2 separate regions of the Homo sapiens genome follow, and region 2 is linked to region 1. A link is an interaction called in ENCODE POLR2A ChIA-PET data of the cell type or tissue named here. Cell type or tissue: PC-3. All regions are shown on one strand. Each heading gives the region's core, and the rest is flanking DNA. Links, peaks and the distances in the headings are about the cores only.

Region 1 (2,922 bases), core at 249-2,748:
GGTAGGATCTGTGTCAGACCTCTCTCCTAGATTCTAGTAGTTTTCTGCTTTGTCACAGCATAACTTCAACCTTCAAATGGCATTCTCCCTGTGTGCATATCTGTCTTTTCACATGGTGTTTATTTTATAAAAATACCAGTGATATTGAATTAAAGGCCCACCCTACTTTATTTTATTTCTTTAGAGATGGAGTCTCACTCTGTCACCCAGGCTGGAATACAGAGATGTGATCATAGCTCACTGCAGCCTCAAACTCCTAGGCAGAAGCAATCCTCCTCCCTCAGCCTCCCATGTAGCTGGGAATATAGGTGTATGCTAACATGCCCAGCTGCTCTTAGTTACTGTTTTTTTTTCCTAAAATAAATATTTTAGAACAATCACCTCTTAATTACATAGTTCAACTTATAGCATGTGTGTTTGAATGGGATCACCACGGTAAAGTATAAATCAGAGGTTCTGAAACTATTTGATCTCAGAACCCATTTACACTAAAAATCATTGAGGACCCCAAATGCCTTTTGTTTATCTAAGTTGTTTATATTGACATTTATCATCTTAGAGTTGAAACTGAGATAATTTTAAAATTATCGATTGATTCAATTAAAATAACAATAGTAAACCTTTTCATGTTAAAATAAATAACCTTTTAAATGAAAACTACCTATATTTTCCAAAACAAAAAAAGAATTAGAAGAGAAAAAGAATAATGTCATAAATCTCTTCACAGTCTGACTTAATAAGACAGCTTGATTCTCATACCTACTTTTCTATTCAATCTGATTCAATATCATTCTTCATGTAACTTCTGGAAAACTTCACGATACACTCAGGAAAGAATGAGAAATAGAAAGGCAAAAAAGTGTCAGTATTATTATGAAAATAGTTTTCACCTTGCAAATCCCTGAAATGATCTTTCGGGGCCTCCAGGAGTCCCCCGCCACACTCCAGCATTGCTGGAGTGAACAATGAAAAGAGTAAGTGGTTAAAAATGGAGCCTATCGGCCGAGTGCAGAGGCTCACACCTGTAATCCCAGCACTTTGGGTGGCCTAGGCGGGTGGATCATGAGGTCAGGAGTTCAAGACCAGCCTGGCCAAGATGGTGAAACCCCGTCTCTACTAAAAATACAAAAATTAGCTGGGCATGGTGGCAGGTGCCTGTAATCCCAGCTACTCGGGAGGCTGAGGCAGAGAATTGCTTGAACCCGGGGGGCAGAAGTTGCAGTGAGCCGAGATCACGCCACTGCACTCCAGCCTGGGCTACAGAGCGAGACTCTGTCTCAAAAAAAAAAAAAAAAAAAAAGGAGCCTATCCAGTTTTGTTCTGAGAATGTAATCTTTCTCCCACACTACAGCAATTCCTACGCTCCTCCAAGTGTTTATTAACCTTTCACTGTTCTCCTAAAAATGTGTCTATAACAGACAAAGAAAGAAGGGCTTATTTTGATTGTGTCTAGTTGTTATAGGACCAACAAGTTTGTATGCCTGCTGCACAGTAACAGACCAATACCCTGAGACAACTGGGATGCAGCAGAGAAAGACATTAATGATTGCAGGGCACCAAGCAAAGAGATGGGAGGAGACCCTCAAATCCATCCCCTCAAGGAGTTCTGGGCTGGGATGTTTAAGTGGATCTCGGAGAGTAGGGGGCTGGAAAATTGGAGTCATTGATTGACCAGGGCAAGGGGGATGAAATCATCAGGATGTGGAAACTGCATTCTTTGGTGAGTCAGCTTCTTGTGGGATCCTTCAGACCAGCTGACATCAGTAGTTTCATTGGTACACAGCACTGAAAGAATAGCTCCAATGGAAAACTTAATGTTTTATAATGTTCAAGTTGTTATCTACACAGCAGTTAAGGGGAACTATAATCTTGTAACAGGGTCTGTGTGATTTTGAAGCAATAAGTACCGAACAACTATGAGGAAGCAGGTCAAGCCGGTCAGAGAGCAAGCTGACTTAATGATTAACACTGAATCACTGAATGTACCACAAGCTTGGTTTATCTTTTTCCCTGCTTTCTGTCTTTTTTTTTTTTTTTTTTTTTTTTTTTTTGAGACAGGGTCTCACTCTGTTGCCAAGACTGGAGTGCAGTGGCGCAGTCTTGTCTCGCTACAGTCTCTGCCTCCCGGGCTCAAACGATCCTCCCACGTCAGCCTCCCCAGTAACTGGGAATATAGGCACACACCACCATGCCCAGCTAATTTTTGTATTTTTTGTAGGTGTGTGGTTTCGCCATGTTGCCCAGGCTGGTCTTGAACTCCTGAGATTAAGCGATCTGCCTTGGCCTCCCAAAGTACTGGGATTATAGGCGTGAGCTACTGTGCCTGGCCTATTTTCTTTTCTTTTCTTTTCTTTTCTTTTTTTTGAGATGGAGTCTTGCTCTGTTATCAAGGCTGGAGTGCAGTGATGCAATCTCAGCTCACTACAACCTCTGCCTCCTGGGTTCAAGTGATTCTCCTGCCTCAGCCTCCCAAGTAGCTGGGATTACAGGCATGAGCCACCACGCCCGGCCTTGGCCTATTTTCATTTCTTTCTCTCCTTTCTTCCCTGATTAATTTTTAAATTTTTATAGGGATGGTTTCATAGTCTGTATGTATTTTCATTTGCTAATATTTAGTTAATTACCTTTTCAAATGTCATTGAGACCGTAAGATAAATATCCAAATAAGTTTTTATGCATATGCTCAGCTGAGTGATTTGAGCATGAAAAATAAATTTTTAAAAATTGGATTTATTTTTTATGTTTTAGTACCATAGCTCTATTTACGTATCAGTCAAATAGTAAACTACTGTTACCTTCTTGACTCATGGCCCATGTGTTACAAATATTATTATTATTTATTGTAATGTTACTTTATACTTGGACTATATGTGCCTTTGTACTTATAAATATGTTTCAAAAACAGATCCTTCCATTGCAAGT
Region 2 (2,922 bases), core at 137-2,636, 140 kb after region 1:
AGCATTTCAGATGTGGGTGGCAAGAATTAACTAGATTTTAGAGTAAACCGTAGAATAGTACCCTCCTCTTTGCTCCTTACCATACTTTGTTTTCTGAGCATTTATCACCACCCGTCATGTATTTATTTGTTCATCATTTGTCTTCTGCTCCCCACTGAAATGTAACCTCCATGAGAGAAGATGCTTTAACTCCTCTAGTTACCCAAAGACTCTCCAGTGCCTAGAACAGTGTTTGGCAAATATTTATAGTAGTTGCTCAATATTTGTTGTATTAGTGATTAGCCTGCATGAGCTATCTGGCTTGCCCATTTCAAGTGCTGTGATGAATATTCTATGCCGGAGAAATCATCCTCCAGACTGGATCGTTACCATTATCTTCATTTGGCATTTTATTACCAACAAGATAGTACCCCAGGTACCATAGTAAAAATGACTTAAGTGCTTTCCATGTCCATGTGCCTTTATATTTTACTTAACAACATATATTCTTCACATTGACATACATTCATTCAGTAAATATTTGTTGAAAACTTACAATGAGTCAGACACTTACTTGCCCAGAAATAGAGGCATAGATAAGATATTGCACCTTTACTGTAACTCTACTAGAACACAACCCTAGAAAAAATTCAGAATCTGTCATCTCCATAGTTGTGGATTTCTCTACAAAGTTGAAATTTATTGTTGTTTTTGTGACAACAACATACGTTTCCTGATTTTTCTGATACCTTTTGATTCATCCTCATCATTGATGTTTCTTTTTCTCCTTGTACATTAAATGCTTTTGTTCACCAAGGTTCAACCCTCACACTCTACACAAGAATCTTTCTGTGTGATTTCACCCACTCTCATATTTTTAACTGTCTATATGCAAATCATTTCTAACTCCGTAGCTATAGCCTACAGTTCTTCCTGGAACTTAAGGCTTGCATAATGAAATGCCTGCTGGACAATTCTACCTAGATGTTCAATAGGCACCTTCAGTTCATGTCAAAATCTTAACTCTGCTTTTTCTTCTAAAATCTATTCCGTTTTTGATTCTTTGTAGGCGGCACCACCATCCAGCTACTCACTCTAGCAGGGAACTGGGTGTGAACCTTGATTCTTCCTTCTCTATAAATCTCCACATCTCACAATCTCTGTATCCTGCCCGTTTTCCTTCCTAAATATTTCTTGAATGTGTCACCTCTGTGGCTTCCTAACTACCATTGTCCTATTCCCATGTTTTACCAACTGTTGCTGAGACAACTGCAGCAATCTTCTAAATGGCATTCCAGCTTCCAGTCTTGTCCCCCTTCAAATCCCTGCATTCTTTTATAATTTTGCCCACTGTGTCCCCCTGCCTGGACTGCCCTCCCTTGTTCTTTTCATTGGATGAACTCCTGCTCATCCTTTTAAAACTCAATTCGGCCCCATCACCGGGGGGCTATGAATATACTTTCTCAGTTCTTGCATGGTGCTTTCAGCATGTTGTTCCCACTGAATTCCCACACTGCTTTGTCTTTGTTTCTTTACCTGCCTGTCTTTCCTATTAGATAGTGAGCTCATTGGGAGCATGTCTTATTTATCTTTGTAGATCCGGCATTAAGCATGTCATTGGGAACTTAATAGGCCCTTCAGACATTTTTGAATAAATGAGTAGATGAATGAACAAAAGAACAAACAGCAAACAAAGGGTAGCCTTGAGGTACAGTATAAGTATATCAAAGAATACAATATTCTTTTACTTTAGATATCAACCTTATAATTTATTAGGAGAAATAAAAACACAAAAGGGCAGTAATATACCAGCCCACATGTAGTCTCATATTCCAGTACAGTTTTATCTGACTTTGCCTTTTTGATACTGATGACACAGGGAGCATCTGGGGCTAGATAAACTGCTCATGCTCTGAACTATATGTTGAATATTTTGATAGAAACTCTTTTTGCCTGTGGCTTATTTGTCATATGCCGCTTGAGTGTGAACTTAATTTGCATGACTGCAATAAATGAAAAGTGTTTCTTATTTCCTACTTTGAGTACATAAATTTGACCTTGATCAATGTCAGCAAACCAGGCCTCTGGCAACCACTTCACAATTTTGACTATCCAGAGAAGTTCATCATCATCTTTAGACAACTTTACCCTGGAATGGCAGGTTTAGTTAGTATCAGTGGAGTCTTGTCAGACGTGTTTCCTAACAAAAATGACCTCAAGCAGGAGTGTGTGGTTTTCTCTGAGAAAGCTTTTCTTCCCCTGAGCAGATCATAGCCTCCACAAATGTCTTTGAAACAGGCATGCAAAGATTGCTCTATACAGAAGATTGTGACACCGAACATGAGGTTGCTTCGAATGGTTATCCTAAAGTGACCTGCCAAACTGAAGGGCAAAAATGCCACTGCTCTTGAAGTCTTAAAATAGTATCTCTTCTTGTTGAATCCATGGGAATAGAAAAAAGAAATTGTGGTCAGGCCATATGAGAAGGAATGCCAAAAAAAAAAAAAAAAGTCACCAAATCCATTTAGCACTTGGTAACAAAAGGTAAGAATAGACATTGAATACTGTACTATTTTTAGTATCCATTCCAGCATAGTGCTAAGTATGTCTTGCCTCCAAAGTGTGTTACTCCTTCTACCTTCTCCATCTCTAACAGTAATAAGCCCAGTCACCTAAGTTCAAACTCTGAGTCAACTTTGACTCAAGCTTCTCATTGATTCCCTAGAACCATTGGTTACCAATTTAGATTTCATTATCTCTTGAAACTGTTGTACCTCCAAGTACTCTAAAATTCTCTTATTTGAACATGTCCACTTCCTTCCACCTTTCCTAGTCCACACCCACTCTGCTTCTGCTTTTCCGTTTGGTATTCTACAAGCCTTTTTCCCATTCAACTTTTCCATCTATCTCATTTCTGTCCCTACCCAACTATGACTCTGCTGT

The links. Peaks named below come from ENCODE experiments on the same cell type or tissue, not always from the same donor. Only the 100,000 strongest peaks of a DNase experiment are listed, where the experiment ranks them.
Region 2: POLR2A ChIA-PET joins it to region 1 with 9 read pairs; 2 of 35 experiments call an interaction of 5 or more read pairs at or near these places.

The regions. Positions count from the first base shown.
Region 1 is chrX:97,388,187-97,391,108 of GRCh38, forward strand. All of the region lies in intron 25 of DIAPH2 (diaphanous related formin 2), which reads left to right. Among named protein-coding and RNA genes, the nearest start is that of DIAPH2-AS1, 170 kb to the right of the region's middle. In PC-3, for the core only: no CTCF peak of the experiment used is centred there; a DNase peak (open chromatin) is centred at 1,785; H3K4me3 peaks cover 514 bases; H3K27ac peaks cover 2,031 bases.
Region 2 is chrX:97,523,990-97,526,911 of GRCh38, forward strand. The region is part of intron 26 of DIAPH2 (diaphanous related formin 2); the gene reads left to right. Among named protein-coding and RNA genes, the nearest start is that of DIAPH2-AS1, 39 kb to the right of the region's middle. In PC-3, for the core only: no CTCF peak of the experiment used is centred there; a DNase peak (open chromatin) is centred at 1,182; H3K4me3 peaks cover 615 bases; H3K27ac peaks cover 2,500 bases.